Linked DNA regions of Mus musculus: all the other regions are linked to region 3. The links are chromatin loops, found by intact Hi-C in ENCODE. Cell type or tissue: heart. All regions are shown on one strand.

What was found. Hi-C counts contacts between places; a loop is a spot of excess contacts. Peaks named below come from ENCODE experiments on the same cell type or tissue, not always from the same donor. Only the 100,000 strongest peaks of a DNase experiment are listed, where the experiment ranks them.
Region 1: it touches region 3 in a loop (7-fold over the local background); 38 of 42 quality-filtered maps call a loop at or near these places.
Region 2: a loop joins it to region 3, with 4 times the contacts of the local background. A loop is called at or near these places in 15 of 42 quality-filtered maps.

What each region holds. Positions count from the first base shown.
Region 1 is chr1:88,559,521-88,567,520 of GRCm38, forward strand. Gm19589 (predicted gene, 19589) reads left to right here. Exons shown (of 6, transcript NR_037971.2): 5 at 348-470; 6 at 1,056-2,646. Gm41912 (a long non-coding RNA gene) reads right to left here. Exons shown (of 3, transcript XR_878356.1): 3 at 7,186-7,417. Among named protein-coding and RNA genes, the nearest start is that of Gm41912, 6.5 kb to the right of the region's middle. In heart, a CTCF peak has its summit at 3,014 (motif pointing right); a DNase peak (open chromatin) is centred at 3,021; H3K27ac peaks cover 205 bases.
Region 2 is chr1:88,353,226-88,361,225 of GRCm38, forward strand. It overlaps Trpm8 (transient receptor potential cation channel, subfamily M, member 8), which reads left to right. Exons shown (of 27, transcript NM_134252.4): 17 at 1,184-1,296; 18 at 1,906-2,122; 19 at 6,427-6,518; 20 at 7,360-7,501. Among named protein-coding and RNA genes, the nearest start is that of Gm51639, 25 kb to the left of the region's middle. In heart, a CTCF peak has its summit at 4,405 (motif pointing right); no DNase peak of the experiment used is centred here.
Region 3 is chr1:88,702,958-88,710,957 of GRCm38, forward strand. No RefSeq gene overlaps it. Among named protein-coding and RNA genes, the nearest start is that of Arl4c, 4.8 kb to the left of the region's middle. In heart, CTCF peaks have their summits at 2,386 (motif pointing left) and 3,072 (motif pointing left); a DNase peak (open chromatin) is centred at 3,014; H3K27ac peaks cover 241 bases.

The DNA of each region.
Region 1 (8,000 bases), 140 kb before region 3:
CTGTATCACTTCTTCATGTTAGTCGTGTTTATTTAAGCAAAGAGCATGACTGTGCGCTTGAGTTGCCCCAACAGCACAGAGCATGGGCTTTGGCTCTCATGAAAGCTGGGATTCCTCTCAGAGGTGTGCAAACCATGTGTTTTTAACAACTTAGTAACTTGCCTTTGCCCCGGCTTCCTCGCCTGTAAAACAGCAGTAAGAGCAACACGGAACTTTGTAAGGGTTCGTGGAGATGAGCTACATTCCTGGCACATTCACAAGCGATAGTACTTGCTGTTATTTACACAGCAATGGTTTCATTAATGTTATTCCATTTGCTCATTATTTACTTGTTCTGTTTGTTTTAGACAGTCTTATTATGCACTCCAGGCTCTCAAACTCTGGCTTCTCATGCTGCAAACTCTCAAATGCTGAGGCTACAGGCATTGCTGGTCTGTGCCACCACACCAGACAAGAGCAGTTAAGAGTATGTGAGTACTATCATTTAGAAGATTAATGAATGGTAGCTATAAACTATTTTTAAATAGATGACTGTTTTTTTTTTCTTTTAAGAATTCAGTGTGTATGGGGGTGTGTAGGGGTATGTGGGTGAGTGTGTATGTGGTATGTGAGTATGTATGTATGTGTGAGTGTGTGTGTATAAGAGTGTGTATGTACATGAGTGTGTATGTGGTGTGAGAGTATGTGTGTATGTGTGAATGTTTGTATGTGTGTGTGAGAGTGTGCACATGACTATGTGTGTATGTATGTGAGTGTGTATCTGCATGTGAGTCTGTGTGTGAGAGTTTGTATGAGTGTGTATGTGAGTGTGCATGTGAATGTATATGTGTGAGTGTATACGTGTGTGTGTGAGAGAAAGAGAGAGAGTGTGTGTGTGTGTGCACGTGCGAGCGAACACACTTGTGGAAGTCAGAGGAAGACTTGTAGCTGTCAGTTCCCTCCTACCACATGGGTACTAGGAAATCGAACTCAAGTGGTTAGTCTTAGCAGCAGACACCTTCAACTGGTGAGCTGGCCCAATGACTACAGTTTGTTTTGTTTTTTTACTATTTCAGCAATACAGCCTGCTTTTAAAACTAAGTAAACAAAATGGAACGGGGAGGGGAAAGGACCACCAACAACAGCATCAAGCATGAGACTCTTCTTGGGAACAGCTGTGCCTCTAGGCAGACAGATGAATCCAGGTGGCCTTTGATGTCTCTCGGAGCAGAGTATTGTGATGAGTCCTGGCCTCCCTGGAGCTTTTTCATCATCCCTAAATTGGAATCTGCTGCAGAAGCCGTTATCAGCAACCTCGAGCACACTTTCCGGAACAGCAGCTAGAAACCCAAATAAATGCTCTCATTTCCCAAATGCTTGACTCGGGAATGTGAGCCACTGAGTCACAGCTCTTGACTTCAGGGTGACCTGGCTTTTGAGGTGCTGGCCTGAGTCATACCACCTGACCCTACACCATTTGTGTTCTTGGCAACTGACATCGTCTCTGTGTAAGCCAGGCTCCTTCCTCACACTGGGGCTGCTCGAGAATTTCGCAATGTGCAGGGCTCAATGGATGGACCACGGAGATCCTTAAGCACAATGGAATCAAAGATGCCAGCAACTGTTGCCACTTGCTCCTTTGAAACAGTTTTTGAAAAACCCTGTAAGCCTGGCTGAGAAAAGGCAAATAGCCTTTAGTGAATCAGTTTGGCAAGCCAACCCGGATAGAAGATAAATGTGCTGCAAGCACATTTAGCAGCAACAGGACAAAACCACAGGTAGTTCATAGGCACAACAGAGGAGCCTATTCTGCTACCGAGCCCTTCCTGGGGAATACCTGCTCCCCAACTGACCTCTCCACAGGCCCTTTCTAGCACCTTGTCTAGGATGAGATAGGCACATTATTGAATCCTAATGCTCTTCAAAGGCTGATCTGGTTTTCAAGTGGGCCGGTGTCCACCTTCATCTTTATTGTGATCATTGACCCCATTGGTCCTCTGGTCGTATTTCTGGTACCGTGTTCTCTATGGGTAAGGAAAGGAACTGCAGATCCAATGGCCCTTCAGAGACTTCGGTGAAAAATGCACATGATGTTCGGCTGTTCTGGTAATGAAATAGATGCACATTAAAAACAACAGTGACGTGTCTACACCAGCGTCTGTAGACACGGCTCCAGAGTAAAGCACTTGCTATGCAATCAGGCTCTGAGCTCAGATCCCTAGCAAGCATGTAATAGCCTGGTGTGATAGTCCCATCCTAGTAACTTAAACCTAGACCCTTCCACCTCGTGATCCGTCTTCCAGGACTTCACCCCAGCCACTAAGCCTCATATATAAGCTTTTGTAATGTCATGGTTCATAACGGGTAGGCTCTGAGAAATGACCACTGGACAGGTGGGGGTCGGGGTGCATGATAAAGCCATCAAACAAAGTGTGTGAGATTCAGTCTTCCTGTCACATGCCCAGCTACAGAAGAAAACAAAATATTACTTGCAGAGTAAAATATCTAATACTACCTCAGGGTTTGGAAGGAGCCACATGAAAATGGCAATGGAGTCACATCCTGGAGACTGGATAGGCTCATTTTTATTTTTGCATCTATATTTTTCCCTATTCTCCATTTGATTAGAAAGTATGTTACTTTAATAAAAACTTTTTAATCAAAAGTTAATTCAGGACTGAGAAAGGCCTGAATGGACACCAAAGCCTGGGCTGCCAGTTGGGTTGGCTGCTTAGCCTGTCAGGGAGGTTGACAAAACCCACGTTTGCTGCAGGAGGTGAATGAGCAGAGTGGTCGTTCTTGTCCTATAGATGACAAGGTACTGCACACAGGTGTGCGCACACAATCAAGGTGAGGATCTATCTGCTAGAAGCTTCTATCTCACTTTGCCTTAGTACCCTCCGCCTCACTTTCTAAGTCAAAGGCTCACACATGTCTTGCTTTCTCCCCTAGAGTCTCTCTCTACCCAGCCAACTTGGGAGTAGTCCCCACGTCTGACCACTGAGCCTGAGAACAGGCTGTTCCCATATGGCCAGAAGAGGGCGCTGTGGGGCAGGACAGGCTTCTGCCTACTGTTTAACATGTCTGTCCATTGGACAATGGAACAGAACACCCTGGCCACTGTTGCTGCAGGGGTTACATGCAACAATTATACATGATCAGTGTACAAGCTCTCCAGGGATCTGTAGCTACACAGGACTGGTTTTCCTTTACACTGTCCTCTTAGAGAGTGTGGTTCTCAACAATGTACCCTGGCTTTGCCCAAACTCTCACCTCCCAAGACATCTTTCATCTTCCTCTTTCATGAACAAGGCCACTGTCCTTGCCCGACACGTTTACTAGTAGGGATTTGGGGCCTGTTTACTGTGCACACTTGCTAGATCCAGTACCTGACCCAGTGTGGCCAACTGTTTGAACTCTGAAATAAAATAAAATAAAATAAAATAAAATAAAATAAAATAAAAAAAATAAAATAAAAGATGATCCTGGATCCCTGGGCCAGGAATTCACTGGTTCCATGTCCAGTACTTTGGTCTTTGGACCATGGTGACAAGGCCTTCCTTGTGGCCAGTGTTGAAAGAGCTCTCAGAGCCCTCAGCTTTAGGGGAAGGCCCTCGTCATGACATTCCCTAGCTAACTTACACTTGAACCCAAGATTCTCCTGGGATAGATGTCCATTCGGTCTCTCAGCCTAGGTCCCAGCACCTACTGCCTGCTATCTGGCTCTAGTTTGGTCTTCTGTATTCATTTTCCCCACATGCCCAGCCCAAGACTTCTGTCTCATGGGACCTCTGGGCTTTTAGGCTGACTCTGGCCACAGCCTCTCTGAACCATTGTGTGGCTTGTGCTCTGTGCCTTCCTAGGCAGGACTTCTCATACTTCAGTCCATGAGCATTAGAGTAAAGCCAGAATAGCCACGCAGCAGTAAGTAACACCTGTGGCATGGCTATCGTGTTGTGAGCCGAGAGCTCCCTAGGAAAGTCTGGACCCTCTGGATACACAATGAGGAAGGTTACAGAGTCCTCAACTGCAAAGAGAAGAGCTCATCTCAACCATCTAGAAATAGTGAACAATAGTACCCACTGGCCCTGGGGCCTGGCAATCCTACTCTATTCCCCTGCTCTGACAGGCTTTTCGGGTCCTCATGCCATCAGAGTCATGATCTCACTCAGCTGCAGGACCTGAGACCCAGCCTGACTTTATCCAATGATGTCTTAAAGCCATCGCTGTTCTTGGCTCTGGTCCAGCATCTATCCCTTGCAAGAACTCTTTCCTCCCTATAGGCCCCATTGATAGCCATTTGCTTTCACCTGCTGGGGTAAGCACCCCTTATAGATAGCACTGATGAACAGAAGAGATATGGCGTAGCTTCGGAGCTCAGAGCCCAGCCAACCTGAGTTACGGTATTATGACTGATTACAGATCTGTGCAGGGATGCCCAGGAGCCATGTTTACATCTATTATGTTTACTCTAGGTGAGTTGGACCAGTGGGTAAAGGTGTCTTGGACAGGTATCTCTTTGTGCCCTGTGATCACTCGAGATTCTGTCTCCTCTCACCTCACACCAGTGGTGGTGGAAACCATCTCTGAAGCCAGGCCTCTGCCATTCAGTAATATAACCAGACATTTTAGCAGGAAGGGGAGCTGGGCTAAGGACAGCACTCCAGGACACTGGTGAGAACAGGGAGCTCCAAGGTACTTGGGCTGCTCGATGTGGTCCTCTGAGAGAAGCAGCCTTTACAGGATACAGGTGTCTCCCACACAGCTCTACACGGGCACAAGAAGGAGGTGGAGGACACTAGCCAGCAAGATAGAAGACCTCGCTGCATTTTACTGAACTTTAATTTATCCCAGAGTACTTGGAGTCAGTAACACCTTCAGCAAGTTTTACTATGCATTAAACAGAAGTTGCTGTCCTCCTCTGAAGGAAGAGAGGTTGCAGAAGAGCCAGGGTCCTCATAGAACCCACTGGAAGGCTCTCAGTAGGTCCTGAAAAGGACAAGGTTACAACCAGAGATAGGAAATGCATGGCCAGGACAATGGGAACCCATACTCATCTAGCCAGGGTTTGGTTAGAGGCTTAATTGCTGACATTTGGCAGCTTTCAGGGAACCTTGTGACAAAATTAGGAGTGGAAAAATCTGCGAGAGCAGATGACAACCTGTACATACTGTAAAATACCTCATCCAGGAGATTCTGTAGAGGAATCAGGGAGAGGAGAAGGAAGGGGAGGAAAAGACCCCGATGAAGCATCCCATGCCAACCATTTCCTTTGCCTCCCCTCCTGCCATTCCTACCCAGAGCCCAGGTGAACTGCCTCCACCAGCTGCACAGCCAGTCTTACTTATGGTTGTCAGCAATCATCGGAGACCATACCGATTAGCCAGGAATTCTTCATGGGATACAGAAGGAGATAACCAAAGGTTGACAACATTGAGCTGCAGCGGGACCCAGAGCTCTCTGAAATGACAGCAAACCTTCTCTGGGCAGAGGCCACATCTGCAGAGAGTGTGATAAAACTACAAGGAGCCAAGAGAGTAACCATGGTGACAGTCGTGTAGTTTGGTTGTGTAAATAAGAGATGTATTTGCTTTAAGCTGCAGCAGGAGAAGGGCAAGCTACTGTGCTAAGAACATAGAGTCAGGGAGAATGAGCTCTTCTTGAGTCTTCCAGAGAGAAAGTAGAGGTAGCTGACTATCATCCAGGGCTTGTGCCCAAACCCAAGGTTCATTTTTAACATTATAATGTGAGAGATATTGAGGGAGGAAAGAGGCTCACTGGATCCTCACTTCAAGCTCTTGGGAGATCATTGTAGATTAACAAAGTGTTGTAAGAAAAAACAAAGAGGTCCATGTGCCTCGTACCTGGCTTTCTCCAGTAATTATGTTTTGCACAGTTGTTGGTTAACTTCACACTCAGGAATAGTCATTGGTACAGTGGTTCTGTTCTTGAAAAATTAAAGAATCCTTATTGAGATATAGAACATATTGGACACTTGCATGAGAGGTTTCAGGTGCGTACTCTATAGAGACACTAGAATAGATTATTGGGTATGAAGAGCTAATATTAGAAAAAATATTAGCACCATGGCTAAACAGACAACATGGAGAACATGGGGAGGGGGCAATGAAAAGTATTAAAGCCCCAGCGTCAGGAATAAACTGCCTGGTGGGGGGCTCTTTAGAAAGAAACTGGGGTCCCATGAATCAGGAGCATGTTGAGGGTAGAGAGTAGAAAGTGGAGAGTTGGAGATTCTCTTCTTACAGCTCTAGGGGGAGGGGTGGTTTCATGGTCTGTAGCTAGGCTCTCTGGTTCTCAGGTAGGAGGTAGGAAAGGGCTAGGAAGCAGGATGTGTAGCCACTGATACCTCCTTTGAAATAAACTTACTTCCCCAGGTGAGAAAACTGAGTACCTAAAAACCCATAATCTGAGGGCTCACAGCCTCTAAGTCGGGTGTCAGTGTGTGTGAGAAAGGAAGAGCTAATGCAGGTACTGTAGCCTGAACAACAGTCTGGTCAGGGTTCTAAAATTACATCCTAGGTTGTATATCTTGAAAAAAATCTAAAGTTAAATTAAAATGTAATTGTGATGGTTTGTATATGCTTGGCCCAGGCAGTGGCACTTTTAGGAGGAATGGCCTTGTTGGAATAGATGTGTCACTGTGAGCATGGGCTTAAGACCTTCACCCTAGCTACCTGGAAGGCAGTCTTCCACTAGTAGCCTTCAGATAAAGATGCAGAACTCTCAGTCTGCACCATGCCTGCCTAGATGCTGCCGTACTCCCACCTTGATGATAACGGACTGAACCTCTGAACCTGTAAGCCAGTCTCAATTAAATATTGTTCTTTATAAGACTTGCCTTGGTCATGGTGTCTGTTCACAGCAGTAAAACCCTAAGACATTGTCTTATGACAATTGAACAGGGAGCAAACACACAGCAAGGAGTTCACATACATGTAATAAGCATGTTCACACATATGTGGTCTGGCAAGCCTGTAATCCCTGCCTTTGAAGGCTGAAGGTGGAAGATCAAGAGCTCAAGGCCAGCTGTAGCTACTGTTTTGTGACCAAACTTTCTCTGGACAGAACAAACATGTCTACATACCCTAAACAGGGATCACATGACAAACCAAAGTACAAATATCACTAAAGTCCAACTTGGTGAACCAATGAGTTTTATTGGAGTTACTTACAGGAATATGGGTGAGGGGTCATGTACAGGAGCAGAAATGACTCAAAGACAGCTGTATCATCAAGGCCCACCCCAGCATGAATGACAGCTTACAAACCTAGAAACCTGAAGCACACTGCACAGCCTGCAGGCAGCTCAGCAAGTTGGAGAATGTCCTTTCCGAGTGACTCTTCCAGGTAGCTCAGCTGGTTTCTGCTTCTTCCGGGCAGCTGGTCTGGTTGCAGTCTTCCCTGCAGCTCGATTTCCCTTTATTTGAGATGGACTCTGATTGATTGATTGATCTTACTGTTTACTCTGATAGGAAGTGGTTAGTTCAGGGACTAGCGAATATGGTTAGTTTCAGGGACTTCCTGAAGCTACTTTTGAGTTGCTTACTTTCCTACTTAAGGAGCCTCCTTTCCTTGCAGAATAGAATGTTTCAATCTCAGAGAAAACTGTTACACAGTAATATCACTGGGAATTTGCAGGCTGGCTGGGCTATAAACTACTGTCTCAGAAAGAACAAAACAAAACAAAACAAAAAAAAAAGAAGTAAAACTAAGAAAACAAATAAAAACATCATTGTTGCTGGGAAACCCTGCTACTTAAGGTCAAAGTCTACCATGTCCAGATAGTTTCTCTGTGCTGTGTTCAAAATGGAGGACTTCCTTTTTCCAGCAGTGCTTCCCCTTCTCTGACCATGTCTGAGGAGGCTAAGCCTAGCACTCTCTATGATGAAGGAAGGTCGTGTAGCCCTGGGCAAACCTACAAGTTCAACTTCCTCTTCCCCTGTTAAGAACCTTCCCTAAGAAAGTACTTGGGGGGCTGGAGAGATAGCTCAGTGGTTAAG
Region 2 (8,000 bases), 350 kb before region 3:
GAGACGTGCTAGAATATTTTCCATGCTTGCTTGCTAGGAAGTTGGAGCACTGGGATTTAATCCTCCATGGATTGCCTCCTGCTTCAAACTTTGTACTCGGTGGCCAGTAAAGAGACCTCAGATGAGGAGGCGGTGCTGTAAGCAGTTTGCTCTAGAGCTGAGCTGGAGGTGATTAGTGGGCAGTGAGCTGTGGGAGGAAGGAGAAGACATGCTGTGATGAGAGGGGTGGTGTCCCTGGGAGTTCTTGGCAGCCTCCAGGTCCCCTGTAGAGTGTGCCCCAAGCCCCAGGGTCATCATGCTACTTACTGGGTGCTCTTTCCGGGGTCCAGCTTGCCCCTCCTTGGTCAAGCACGCACCTGTGGAGCATCCCCAAGAGGATATAGCAGGACGAGCACACAGGAGAAGCACGTGGCGCTTGCCATCTTTCTAATAGAAGAGGAGATGCAGGTCTGTGGGCATAGCACACCAGTCTCTCAGTCTCTTCATGGACCTCAGCTTTCCCTTACTCTGCCTTCTTCATGCCAACCCCACTTTGGCTGGTGTTTTCCCCAGCTGTGAGGTTTATTATTTTGTTTGTTTGCTTTGGTATAGTCATCTATCTTTTGGTAGCAATGTGATGTTTCACATCTCTGCCATCATGGAAACCCTTTTCTGCCCCCACCTTTTGGGGGCTGGTAAGGAGAGTCAGCAGTTGTCTTTGTGCACTCCATCTTGGTTTTACTTCGGCCCTTTTTCTTCTGACTTCCTTTTAGCTTCCAAATAAAAGCACCCCATCTGCCTCCAGCTAGGAGCCCTGGAGACTCAGCAGACTGCACTGGCCCTGTCTTTAAACTTAGTGTCCCCAAAGAGGAGGGGGCTTGAAACATGCTTGTTTAAACTAAGCTTACACAGATAAAAACTATAGTGGTTAAAAATTCATAGGTTTGGTGAATTTTCACTCACATAACCAGCTCTTTTAAAGCACATAGAACTGAACTTAGGGGAAAAAATACTTAAAAATCAAACAGAATTTTAAGTTGTTTCTTCATGCATTAAGATCCAGACAATATCTAAAAGATTGAAGACGTGGATGTGGGGGTTAGATATTTTGGGAGTGGGCAGGGCTGAGGAGAAGGGCCCTGTCCTGTCCCCCATGTACTTACATCAATAAAGACTTGTGTTCCCTGTCTCTGTTTCCTCCTAGAATTTCCTTTCTAAGCAATGGTATGGAGAGATTTCCCGAGACACGAAGAACTGGAAGATTATCCTGTGTCTATTCATCATCCCCTTAGTGGGCTGTGGCCTCGTATCATTTAGGTGTGGACTGGGGCATCTAATCTTGTGTGTGAGCATCTTTGAGTATTTTTGAGCATTTGTGTAAATGGAGTGTTCACTGTGGCATCTGTGTGCTCAGCCCAGCATCTTTCCTGGCTTTTCCTAGGTAGGGTTTCAAGCAGGTGGTACTGAGGTTGTCTTCAGTATATGAGGCTGAATTTGGATTCTCCGATCAGAAAAGGGGGAGGGGGGGCTGAGTGTTGGCTAGGTCAGCCTTGGGATCCAGTTTTGTCCTGTCTGTTCCTTGTCTATGGTAGGAAGCAAGCCATGGTTCCCCCCACCCCTCCTTTCTCACTCTTTCTGTGTCTCTCTCTGTGTGTGCATGTACAAGTGCATGTGTGAGTGTGTGAATACAAGTGTGAGTGACTGTGTGTGTGCACATGTATTAGTATGTGTGTCTGTGAGTACATATGTCTGTGTGAGTAGGCATGCATGTATGTGTAAGTATACAAGTATGTGTGTTTGTGATGTGTATTTGTGACCGTGTCAGTGTGTATAAATGTACCTGAGTATGTGAAAGAGTATATGTGTGTGCCAGTGTGTGCGAGTGAATGTGACTGGTGACACTCCCCTGCCTCTGACTCTGTCTAGGAAGAAACCCATTGACAAGCACAAGAAGCTGCTGTGGTACTATGTGGCCTTCTTCACGTCGCCCTTCGTGGTCTTCTCCTGGAACGTGGTCTTCTACATCGCCTTCCTCCTGCTGTTTGCCTATGTGCTGCTCATGGACTTCCACTCAGTGCCACACACCCCCGAGCTGATCCTCTACGCCCTGGTCTTCGTCCTCTTCTGTGATGAAGTGAGGCAGGTAGGCAAGTGCAGCGTCGCTCTTTCCAGGGAGATGTGGATACATGTCTGCTCATCCCAGACGGACATGATTCCACACAAGGCTGGTCTATGGAGCTGGTGAGTTTACTGGGGTAAATGTCAAGAGAGCATCTGCATCATCAAAAGCCCACCCAAACGACTCATGAAAGCTGCGTCACGGGAGCTCAAAGTCCAATCTGTGAGCAAATTTCTCCACTGAAGAAGCCTGTCCCCAGCAATGGTTGATCATCAGTTTCCTGGGATGTGCATATTTTAGGATCTTTGCTTCACCATTGAATCCAAACTCTACCCCAGCCCTCATAGAGCAGGTGCATCTTAGTTTGGGTTTTACTGCTGTGAACAGACACCATGACCAAGGCAACTTTTATAAATGACATCATTTAACGGGCTGGCTTACAGGTTTAGAGGTTCAGTCCATTATCGCCAAGGTGGGAAATGGCAGCAACTAGGCATGGTGCAGGAGGATCTGAGAGTTCTACGTCTTCATATGAAGGCTGCTAGTGGAAGGCTGACTCCCAAGCAGCTAGAGCAAGGGTATTAAAGCCCACACCCACCAGGCCACACCTACTCCAATAAGACCATACCTCCCAACAGTGCTACTCCCTGGGCCAAGCATTACAAACCATCACACTGAGGTAGCAGATGTTGAAGAAATGTTTGTTGTTGGTGAAGGAGGTGCTGTCCTGACTCATGGTGGAAAATGTCTCAGCAAGTCCTATCAGATTTATCTGTCACTCTCTTGTCTCTTCTGGACCCGAACCTTAAAATATACCCATTTAGCAAGTATTTGTTAGGTATACAACTCATGGAGTATTTACAGATTACAAAGTACAAGGCTCAGGGGTGGAAGAGATTTGAAGGGGAAACATACTGCCTTTGCCCTGACTAGTCTAAGAACACTGAGTTGGCTTATGTTGTCATGCCAACTCTCTCTGGTAGATTTTTATGTGCAGTCTCCAGGACTCCTGGATTGCGAGGGATTCTGGGGCCCTCTGTCAATTCTTAGTATGTCTTAATCAATTAATGATGTCTGCTATGGAAGTGAGGGCTGGGGGGGGGGGGTTGGGTACCTGTGCCCTATATGCCTGTCTTTATGATTAGTAGGTAAGTGGTGTGGAAGATGGTGGAACGTCAGCAGAGGTGGAGGAAGAAAACACACAGGATGGCCGGAGTACCAGTGTACTGACTATAGTTCTGGAAGGCAGAAGTCCAACGTGAAGTTGTGGGTTGGGTTGACCCCATAGAGTACTGTGAAGTGACTGTTCTGCTGTGCTGTCCCCTAGCTTCTGAAAGTTTACTGGCCATCTTTGTCACTCTGTGCCTGACGGATGTGACACTCTGACCCGCAGCCTCATGCCCATATGGTGCCCTCCCTATGTGCAGGTGTGTCCTAATTTCTCTGTTTCCTGGGGACAACAGTCATGTTGGATCAGGACTCCATCTCGACCTGTCAGCGCCATCTGCAGTGGCCTGATTTCCGAACAAGGTCACGTTCCCAAGCAGAGGGCTGAGGACTTAAGTGTAGAGATACAGCTCTTCCACATATGGCCTCTCTCCCTGTGGCCAGCCTTTACTTCCAAGTTTTCTTCTGGCTTGTGATGTGTCACTAGTAGAGTGGAGCTGGAATATTCTGTGTGTGATAATCAGAGCCAGGGGACTCTCGACATTCAGAGAACTGCTGGACCAGAGGGTCAATTGACTCACAGCCGATAGGGAATTAAGCCACGAGCATTGGATGGACAGGGGTAGAAGGGACAGGGGAGGAAAGAGGCAGGGAGAGGGAGGGAAAGCCCAGCAGGAGTTGCAAATACACGGTGTGCAGTAATCTGGTTTCTTTGGTCTTTCCCTGTCTGGGTGCATTTTCTACTGAAGAGACCCTTAAGAGATGCAGAAACCTGGATCAGGTTGTCTCCTCTTGTACTGACCCCATCAGGGAGTCTGCCGAGCTCCCTAGGTCCTGACACATGCTCTGGTGGTCCAGGGAGCAGCATCAAGCAGGGTGATTTGTTTTAGACGTTCATTTGCTGTGTGTATCAGGAGCCAGAGCTGCTATTGTCATGTTGTTGAGAATGTGTGTTCTTAATACAGGACAAGGAATGTGCTTGTAAGTCACCCCTGAGGGTCACCATGGTTATGGGACTACTGAGGCCAGAGATAAGGAGACATACAGAGGGATCCTGCCTTCACTTTCTTCTGAGCAGAGAGAAACCCAGGTGGCCTTTCTTGGAACAACAGTGAGGCCCTGTCTTTGAGAAATCTGTCACTAGAGGGCGCTATTTCCCTTTGTTTCTGCAAGTTCCTCACCTGGGTTGTTCAAGGAAAGGCTCTGCAGGCCTGTGCAGTCTTAATGGGCCAGACTCACTCATGGTTGTTAGGAGAAACCCCTAAACAGGACATTGTCTGTTTTAGATTGTGCCTGGGACTCAGATACCCATGCTCTCAGTGAGGAGGGACGTCCCTTGCCCAGAGCGGGGATGTTCACAGCTAATTTGACCTCGCCAGTCCCCAGTGCAGACACAGTTGTTAACCGACTCCTAGTGGAGCTAAGCAGGCACTGTGGATGTTTGTTTATAGTGTTGTAAGTTCCACCCTGCCTTCTCTGAAAGCTCCTTCAGTTCTGAGGCTGTCACAGTGCAAGAGATGGTGAACACATCCTGGTATTTCAGGAACACAGCTTAGAGCTGCACTCTCCCCCCTTAGACAAGAGGCGTCTCTTCATTAAAAACAAAACAAAACACCACCACCACCACCAACAACAACAACAACAACAACAAAAAAAACCCGAAATCTTTTCTCCCTGTAGTGGCATTCTTGTGGCCCAGGCCTCTTCTGTCTATTGGTTCTGTAATATGGCCAGGCTTCTGAAGTCACTGAGGCGAGACGAGGCTGGGCTGGGGTTGTACAGATCAGTGTGTACCAGCCTCCCAGCGGGAATGGGAAAGAGAACAGGTGGGCAGGGCCTGTGCCAGCCACTTCCGAAGCATGGAGTGGCAATGGGTTTTGCTGCCCTGGGGATCAGCACTGCCCAGATAAATGGATGCTCCTGTGTCCTCCCCAGGGTCCTAACCTTGCGCCTGTCTCCTCACAGTGGAACATGGTCTGGCCCGGGCTGCCCAGACCTGGGGGACTTCACTGTTCCACTGTGATCTGGCAGTGTTCCCCTCCTTTGGCAACTCAAGCTGTGCATCCTACATCCCAGATTGCAGGGTTTCAGTGGATCTGAGAAACTCACTATCCCCAGGATGGGCACCTAAGTTTAGGCTTTGGGGTCAGAGGCAGAGAAGGTCATAGGATATATGAGTCCCAAATAGACTTGGTGGGTGAGTTCATGGGAAGACAAGGACATGAACATGGGAATCAGAATCACACCTCAGTGAATCTTCTGTCCCCTATTTGAGCTGCCCCTGGAGTCTGGTCCTTAGGCTCCTAGTAGCCAGATTCTGAGCAAGTAGGCAAATGAAAAGATCAGACAGCTAGGTTGGCATTCTTAAAAAATCCAGTGTGTGGAGCCTGTCTTAGTTAGGGTTTCATTGTTGAGAACAGACATGATGACCAAGGCAACTCTAGTGAGGATAACATTTAATTGGGGCTGGCTTACAGGTTCAGAAGTTCAGTCCATTATCATCAAAGCAGGAGCATCCAGGCAGGCATGGTGCAGGAGGAACTGAGAGTTCTGAAGGCTGATAGGAGAAGACTGGCTTCCACGTGGTTAGGAGGAGGGTCTCATTGCCCACCGTCACAGTGACACACTTCCTCCAACAAGTCCATACTTCCTAATAGTGCCACTTCCTGGTCCAAGCATATTCAAACCACCACGGAGCCCAATTAATAATCTTTCTTCCCTGTAGACATCTTTTAAAAGATTTCACTAATCAAGTTGTTCTGTTGTGTGTGCCAGAAATAATGCACTTACTGTAAATACACAACTCTACGGCAACTCATGACAACTGGATGGTACTTTGTATTTGTGCAGGGCTCAGTCTACACCGCTGTCCGTGGTCACCGCGAGGTTCCATGTTTCTCCACACAGGTCACTTTCATTCCCTGAGGCTTCATTTTTGAAGGGTGGGAGAACACAACTCCTTTTCTTGGCTCTGATGGCTGCACATGCCTAAGGGAGCAGCTATCTTTCTGGTCCCCTTGGATCAGTGGGGTTCTGGTAGGGCTCCCTTGACACAAACAGTCTCAGAAGTGTCCTGGGAGAAACTGAGTGGACACTTACAAGTCTAGCAGAGACTGGTGTCCACGATGCCCATTGCTCTGTCTGTTCATCTTTTGCTGCAGTGGTACATGAACGGAGTGAATTATTTCACCGACCTATGGAACGTTATGGACACCCTGGGACTCTTCTACTTCATAGCGGGTATTGTATTCCGGTAAGTGGTTCTTGCCACCTTCCCAACTTCAGGTGTAAATCTGGGACACCTCAAGTCCATGGATAGGCCTGGATTGTCACTTCATCCCCCATCAGAGGTGATCATAAGAGCCCATTGACTCTGCCTTGTGGAGACACAACTTGGCCACCATAAGTTTCTCCTCACTCTGGGTTCTTGAAAATTTCCCTTTTTGTTTTTCAGACAGGTTTTGGAGGGGGGCATAATTACAATCCAAGGAGAGGTCACTGGGGATGTTTAGCATCTTCCAATGTTAGTTCATTTTGGCCCATTTAATTGAAGGTGCATGTGACCTTAGCCAGCATGCTGGCCCTGCAGTCACTCTTCCAGGTACCAGTGTATCTTGCAAACCTCAGAGCTAGAGTGTGTGAGAGTTCAGGTAAGTCTAAAACATCAAAGGCCCTAAAGTGAGGTAGGGAGGTGGCTCAGGCAGCAAAGTGCCTGTCACATCAGTGTGGGGACTGCGCTTACACCCATAGAACCCAGATAAAACAGGGGATGGCAGCACCCACCATTTCCTGAACCCAGGGCTGGGGGCAAGACAGTCAGGTGAGAGAGCTCACTGGCCGAATCAGTGAGCTCTGGGTTCAGTTCAGGACCCTGACTCAAAAATGAAGACAGAAAGCAATGGAGTTAGACACTCAATGTCTGCCGCCGGCTTCCACAATGTGCGTGCGTGCGTGTGTGTGTGTGTGTGTGTGTGTGTGTGTGTGTGTGTGTGTGTGTTTGAGTGTGTACACAGAATATACACACACACAATCATGCCACATTAAACTTGGAAATGTTGTCCCCTGTCCCACAAACTCTCCTTTTCTCTCCACAGGCTCCACTCTTCTAATAAAAGCTCGTTGTACTCTGGGCGCGTCATTTTCTGTCTGGATTACATTATATTCACGCTAAGGCTCATCCACATTTTCACCGTCAGCAGGAACTTGGGACCCAAGATTATAATGCTGCAGCGGATGGTGAGAGCCAGCAACCCTGGCAGGTGGCCTTCTCTTGCCATGCCTGCCATGCTCAGAGTCGGTCCACAGCATAGCTTGCACTTGCTTTTTTTTTTTTTTTTTGCTATATTTTTAACATAGGCCACTTTCAGGGGAGATTTTAGGGAAGAGGGTTCTTTTAAAGAACCAACGATGTCCACGCATCCTGCTACCAGCAAGTCTCTGGGTCTTCCTGAGAGTTAACACTTTGCTGCATGCTTCCATTTGAGCCTGAACAGCTTGCTCAGAACGAATGTAGGGAGGGGCTTTCATGCGTTTTTTTATGGATGGGGTTGTTCTAATTCAAGGAGGTGAATATGCTTCTCTAACAATAAATGGGGAGTCAAATGCCTAGAGATGACTAGACTCTGAGTGCCACACCCTGTACGTGAGAGAAAGACCACAGGCTTGTTTTACATACAGGCCAGGAAGAAATGGCAGGCAGGGGATATTGCTCCCCAGAGCTGGTTCTGTCTGGAAA
Region 3 (8,000 bases):
GATGAGTCACAAATACATATTTTCTGGGTTCCATTTCGTGACTCCATTCAGTGGTTTTATCCTACCTTGTAAAACGTAGCAAATGAATATTATTTCTGCATGTGGAGGGAAGTCGGGGGGGGGGTGATTATGAGTGACACAGGTTTGATGATGATGGGAACTAGAGATGACAGCCAAGGGGAAAATGGTTTACATTTGTGTAGGTCAGGCTTCTGGGTCAGAAAAGGTTGCAAATGTAATCCAGGGAAAGAAAATAAAAATGCTTATCATTTGTGATCTTAAAAATTATATATATACACACACACACAGAGAGAGAGAGAGAGAGAGAGAGAGGAACCTTCCTTTCTAATGCTGTTATAATACATGATTTCATTTGTACTAAAGCCTGTGAGAAAAATCACACCTGTTCAATTCCATCTTTTAATTCTCACAACTCCAAAAGCCAGTCTAGGCTTCCACCAGCTAGACTCAAGCCCAGGGACTGGTGATGGATGTTGGTGCTGGCAAGGTCCACTCAGATTACCTGTCCAGCTTGCTAGAGGAGGAAATTTAGGTCTGTGTGCTGGTACTTGCTAAGGGGACCTCAGTGCAGACAGCCTGCCTAAGATCAGTGATGCATTGGTTCTGGGATGCTTTCCAATGGGCACCCCCTCCCCCCCCCCCCCAAAAAAAAACAGGGGCACAAAAATTTGTCTCAAATTAATCTCAAATTGAGTTGGCAAAGTGATAAATACATTAATATAGTTCTGGATACATGGAAAATGTTTAGGATAAGGGTTTTCTCTTCTGGCATGGCTGGATCCTGGAGCTCACCACTAGACACTAGGCCAAATCTTCACCCGTCCTCAGTTTCCCTCTGTGCCCATCCTTTTAACTCCTGTGGCCTCACATCCTTTTGTTTGGGACCTAGAAGGAAAGGGCCTTCAACAAAAGTTCAACTTCAACAAAAGTTCAGAACACACATTTCTTTGGCCTGCCTCGTCTGCTTCAGATCCAATACTTGGATTGACATGGCTCCAGCCTAAAATGTGGTGGTTCCCACAGAAGAATTCAGGGACCCCAAAAGGGCAGATAGACAAAAATAAATGACTTGAGGGGCAGTGAAAATGGCTGAGTGGGTGTCTGCTGTGAAGCATGGATTACTGAGTTCCATCCCCGGCTCCTACACATGGGAGGAGCGAAAAGATTTCTGAAAGTTGTCCTCTGTCCTCCACATGTAATGTGTTTGTGCATGCACATGCATACATGCTAAATGTATGTTTTTAAAAATTTAAAAGGCAGTAAATCCAGTTTAATTCATGTCACGTTTGTTACTGGGAAGGCAGAGTTTTGTGTCTGGGGAGGAATTTTCTCTTCTTTCTTGTAGGCATTTCCTAAAGAGAATCTCCTTCTCTGGGTTGAGTCTTTTCTTGCTCTGTCCTCTCTGTCACAGGCAGGTGAGTGGCTACCTTGGGACTTTCAGTAAGGCTCTCACAAATGACCCAGCATATGATATGGTGGTGCCTCTTGCTCCTGTTCCCAGTTGGGATTTGCTTTTACTTTAGAGGAATCAGAGGATAATTTTGATAAGATATGGCACTTGCCTTCTTCTTACTGTTCTGATCACTGCCAGCTGCATCTTGGCTGTGTTTGCTCTCTTTGCATTTTCCACCTCATGGTGTCACTCAGCAGTTAAGGGCTGTCTGTTGTCCAGTACAAAAAACAAAACAAAACAAAACAAAACAAAACAAAACAAAAAAAAAAGCAGATTAATAGACATACAGCCTTCCAGAAGAAAACCATTACACAGCTACTCACTATCTTTGAATAGCTGTGGCCCTCCATTCTAATTTTGCTCACTGGGCAATAAGTTGATTTAACAGCTGATAATTTAACTCCTAATGCATAAAAATATCATTGGGTTGAGGCAAGTGGGAATTTCCTTCAAATGTGGAGTTCAACTGAAAGGCCCTGGAGTTGTAGGGAGGAAAAACAAACAAACAAATATTTACTAACCACACCGGCCAGACACTCCAGACCCACAATGAGCCTCTTTTTCATGACCATCCCTTAAGGTAGATATCCTGGGCCATGCTGACAGACAGGAAGGACTATAGCCACTCCCCCACCAACCTAGAGCTTTCGTCTCTGAAATGTACCTAACCCGAGCGAAGCGGCACTTCTGAGGAGTGAGTGGGATCACAACGGTGTTTGGCAGCGTGCCTGGCACACACAGTGCCCAGTAAATAGTGCCTTTGATATGAGCAAAGAAATCAGTGATAAAGAGCACATAGCCAGTGGGGGCTGGAGAGATGGCTCAGAGGTTAAGAGCACTGGCTGCTCTTCCATGGGTCCTGTACCCATATGGTGGCTTATAACCATCTATAATGAGATCTGGTGCCCCCTTCTGGCCTGCAGGCTTACATGCAAATAGAATGCTGTATACATAATAAATAAATACAGCAAAAATAACATAACATAACATAAAAAGTACACACCCACTTCCAAAGTGTATTTCCCCTGAGCCGACACTACTGGCTGTACTGTGCCTCTGTCTTCATTTTAATTAACCAGGCCAAGACATTTCTCAAGGAACAGTGAGCTCCGTGCGGGGCCTGTGATATATTTCTCAAGAGCGGAGCTCATCAACAGACAAGCTATTTTTGCTCATCTTCTGACACAAGACTCTACATCCAAAGATGGATTCAGTTACTTCAAGTGTACAGAATGGAATAACTCGGCAGGAACTTTGAAATCGCATCCTGTAAGATTCTTTTTCTCTCCTTTGAAGGGCTTAGAAATATGTGTCACCAACTAAAGTTGCTCTCCTGTGAATCAAGTGAATGGAGTAGGAAGTTGCATAGTAATTATCTTTGCCTTTAGTGAGGCTAATAGCATAAAATGCAAAGGCTGAGCCTCGGGGCTATCCTTTACCAGGGACCAGGATTCTGATCAGAATATGGGAACTCACGACTGCACGCATGCGCACCTGCCAGAACGATGACTGCGTGTACAGACTGGAAACCTGCTGCGCAATGCAGGGCTCAGATTCACACCCCGTGCCTGATTGTGCTGGTGCTGGAGCGCCCTCTACCGGTACGCTCTAGAAATAGGCAGAGGCCCTTGCGGAGGAAAAGACCAAAACACATTTACTGAAGGCTTGAATGGATGGATCCAGATGGATCATCCCTGCCCCGGTTGCCTGCGGAAGTTATCAGCACTCCCAGAGACATTACTGGCTAAGCTTAGAGAGTCAATACGGTAGGGGATGCCTGTGTGTGGGCTCAGAGCTTGGGAATACCTGCCAGGACCCCTTGCAGTTTGTGGAGAACAGGAGAGGACAGTGTTGGGGGAGGGGAAGTCTGGCAGGACCTGGAGGGGTTTTGCTCAGAAGCTGGGGGGCCAGGATGGGCATGGGGAATCAGGAACTGATGAGCAGGGATGGAAAGCCAGCATCCAGGAAGCCTGTGATGAGTTTAGAGAGGAGGAGCAGCCAGTGACTGGACCTGACTCAGCAAAGGCTGAGGCAGCAGGGACGCAGGGAGAACAGGGCAGGAAGAGGTATGGAGGAACGAAGCTGGACGGTGAGAGTGAGGCCTGCAGTAGCCTGGTAAAGCCGGGGCCTTGATGAAGAAATGTCGATAAGCCTGAGAAAGTGACTATATGTGTCCCAATCACTGCTCAGTTCTCAGTCTCCACACTGAGTGAAACGCCAGCACAAGGCGACCGTAAGATACCCACGCTAAGGGGAGGCTGGTGACTGGGCAGGAGGCTAGGCAGAAACAGACAAGCATCTCCTATGCCTGAGGCTTTAGTTTTATTCAAGCGGAGAAAAAGATGGGAACACAAAGGATCTGCCGTTCAATTATCCTTTCAAGCCCATGATTTTAATAAAAATGTCTTTTTCAAAGTCAGCCTGTTTTATTTTCAATTTGCGCTAGGCCACGGGGTTGGCACAATTCTGCTTCTGCTGTTTCTAACAATTACTGCTGCTGGGGTCTGGTACTCTTGTTGCTGATTTGATAAAAAAGAAAAAATAATAGCCATATAACTCCCCCTCCCATTCATCTCCTCACCAGAAAGGAAGATTCAGAAGCCATTATTTATCAATCCCACTTTTATAAATAAATGACAGGATATCTCTGTTTCTAAGGCTAGCTGTACCTTCTGCCTCAGCCTCTCAAGTTCCAGGATTACAGGTGTGTGCCACCACACCCGATTTTCAAATGTGTTTCTTATTAAGGATTTTTAAAAAAATGTCAAAAAGCCAAGCCTTCTTCTAACCCTTAAGTGTTATCTACTAAATGGATCTTGATAAGGATGTTAAGACCCTAACTTGAGAAGTCTGGACTCTGGGGTTGCTGGGATGACCAGTTCTCAGGGGGATACATCATTTGAACTGAAGGAAGGATAGCTTAGTGTGCAAAAGTCATTTCTACTTGTTTAATAAAGCAATCACCTTAATTAGATTCCTACTCTAATAATGCCAGAGAAAAGAAACACACAGACACACAGACACACAGACACACACACACACACACACACACACACACACACACACACACACACACAGAGAGAGAGAGAGAGAGAGAGAGAGAGAGAGAGAGAGAGAGAGAGAGAACAAATTTCCAGTGATTAGAGAGTTACCCCATGAACTGAAAGGCATGGGATGGAAGCTCAGCTGCCCCTCCCTCCTCCCCAGGTGAACTGAGATGGTGTTTATTTTCATTTAATTAAAGCCCTCTTGGCCAGCCCCAGGAGACAGAGAACAATGGTGCTCTGTTAGGTCTATCGGCTCCCCTAGCTGCTGCCAGCCCTCCCTAGGTCTAATGTGTGGTCACCCAGGATGCTCCTTCCTTTGGATACAACAGCCGGCTTTGTGTGTAGCCATCCTCCGGTAGATGTGGCACAGGCGTCTGAATAGAGGCCTTTGGCGCTCCTCGCTGCTTGGCAGGGGAGCTGGGCCCACTTGAGATTATTCTTTCCTTCTTATGAGTTACTGGAATTGTGTAACCTAATAGTTTGCCCATCCATCACTGAAAATACCTTTCACTCGATTGCTCCTGTCCCCCCACTTCCAACCTCCCGAAACTATTTGCCCGAAGACACTGGTGACCAATGGGAAAACACAAAGGGGTATTGGCTCCTTTCTTACTCAGTCTTTTCAAGTGACATTCTACCCACGAAACTCTTCTCTAAGAAACCTACTGGCCTAGCACATAGCCTTCTTCACAGGATGCAGGACTGAGTCAAACCCAAGATGGTAGACATGCTTACAGTTTCAAGTTGCTCCACCCATAGTCTCCGTACTTGTGCCTGTGAGGCACGTCCCTTCTGCATCTCAGATCCTGACCTGTGACCTGTGTTCTTGGCCACAGGCCCACAGAATGGGACTGTCCCCACACCTTCCTTCTGAAGATGCTCTTCCTCTCATCCCTTTGTCCATGTCTACTGCTCAGAGTTTCTGACTCTCAGAAGCTGGAAGTTGGACACAGTGGCACTTGTCTAAAACCCTAGCTTTTGGGAGGGACAGACTCTTCCTCAGCATCAGAGCTTGCACAGGGTTAGTGTCTTTCACGTCTCTCTGACATCCTCAGATACAAGATGACTCAAGGAGCTCTAGAAATGAAGACACTGAATGTTTTCAGCAACCCTCAGTGGTATTTCTTCAGTTGAGCACACCTGCCTTGATTTAAGCCTTTGAGGGATGCAGTATATGGTTCTATTTTTGCATGTGTTCCGGCATCACCTACCCTGTCTGGGAATAGGGAAGAGGTAACTGATAGAATTACCCTGGTAACGAATTACCATGAATTAACGTGGTAATGAATTGGAATTAGCCTGGCAATGAATTACCATGAATTAACATGGTAATGAGTTGGAGCCTTCCATTGGTGGGGCTCTGCCATCTTGGGATAGCTGAGCTCCCTGGAGCAGCCTTCTGGTCAGGGGCAGAGACGGAGGCTTGGCTGAGAACGCCAGGCTCAGCTGCTTTCTTCTAAGTAGGCATCACCACCGCCAGCATTCTAGAGAAAGACAGAGGAGGGTAGCCATCCGCATTTGCTTAGCTTCATAAAGCAAGATGCCCAATCCCTGCAGGGAGTTGATTAGTGGAGGAATTTAGCTCTCAAAACCCAAACCTCTACCTCTAGCATGGCCTAGCCGAGCATCAAGCTGACTCTTTGGGCCCAGAGTTGCTAGGCAACAGTAGAACAAACAGGAAAGAAGCAACCCACAAAGAAGCACAGAGATAAGATAAAAAGATATTTACAACAAAAGCAAAAGAATAAAGCACGGGGAGTCTTAGCACCCCCTTTCATGTTTCTATTCTTTTCTTTTCCTTCTGGTATTTCCATTCTGGCCAAATATATCATTTTTAAAGGAGATATGGCCGTTTAATTGCTGACAACCAAGTAAACTTTACTCTCTCAAGAAACTGATATTCAAGAGATCCAAGGAATGAAAGGGTGACGTATTTTTGAGCATTTTGATGGGGTACAATGTTCATATAGTAAATATATATTTTAAAGGGTACAAAAGCCTGGTCAATAGGAGTCTCCATTTCCCCAGAAAGGCTTCACTCCTTATGGGTGACATTTGTCAAGGGCTCCTGTGTCCTCCAGACCTTTAACCATTCATTTTTAGGGAAGTGTTCAGCTCTGGGTCTGAAATGATCCTCAAAGCCTTTGTCATCATGTTCTTTGAAACTCTAGAAAGGGGTATCCATTTAAGGGACCTGTGTGATGGTGGGAGGAGGCCCCTTTCTTCTCTACCCCTCTCTACTTCCTAGACATCATGAGATGAGCATCTGTACAGCACCAGGCCCTCCTCACAATGATGCTCAGCCCCACCAAACACTTAGCAATGCCAGGACAAAGTGACCATGAACTGAGACCGCTGAAACTGTGAGCCGACACTAACCTTCCCTTCTTTCAAGCAGTTAGTTGGTCAGGTATTTACTGCAGCAGTAGAGGGCTGATTAACAAAGAGAGCTACACCTCTCTAGAATCCTACGCAGAAGAACCCAGGAGAAAGGTCACACATTAAGCTGGCAGTATAGGGTTGCTGGCCAAGCTAAAGTAGGGCCAGGAACCCCCAGTGCAAAAGATCCCAGAGAGAAATGTCAAACTTCTCTGAGAAAAGAAGATGCTACTAGACTTTCTCTGCTGTGGTAATTGAAATCTTCTCTTGACAGCCCATTCCAGGAGGCACTCATGGGGCCCAGTTCACTTTGTGATAGATACTCTGTGTGAATTTCTGAACCTGTAGATCATGTAACATCTCTGCACCTTAGCTCTGCAGACAGCAGGCTGTACTCCTGCTTTCTACCCTCCTGAGCCAATTCTTCTGGGAGCTAGCCCTGCTCACCTCTTGCCATTATGCCTATAGCTGCTGGTTAGTATTTTGTTGGTCCAGATGAACCCAAGTTTGGTCCATTTGGGGTGTGCTGGCTCAGATTGGAGAAGCAAGACAAACTGAAGATACCAACTCCAGAAAACAAGCCAGTAGTTTGTCAACTCATGAGGAGCAAGAAGGAAGATACAAGATAAAGAGGAACAAACACAGAGAAATGAACGTAGATTTAATTCATGAGCTGTCTTCCATCCACGCTGGGGTGTGATAATGTAACTGCCTTTGAGTCTTCCATGGTTTTGTACATACCCCTCATCCATGGACCTGTAAGTGACCCCTAAAGTCCATTGAGTTGAACTTTAGTGATATCCTTATTTTGGTCTGTCATTTGCTCTCTGTTTGGATTGAGTAGACATTTGCATAGTGCCTCCCTAGAAAGTGTCACCCAACGGGTTAGACAGATAGGTGATGGCAGTGGTTTGAGTATGCTTGGCTCAGGGAGTGATGCTATTAGGAGGTGTGGCCTTGTTGGAGGAAATGTGTAACTGTGGGCGTGGGCTTTAAGACCCTTGTCCTAGCTGCCTGGAAGCCAGTCTTCTGCTAGCAGCCTGCAGATGAAGATGTAAAACTCTCAGCTCCTCCTGCACCATGCCTGCCTGGACACTGCC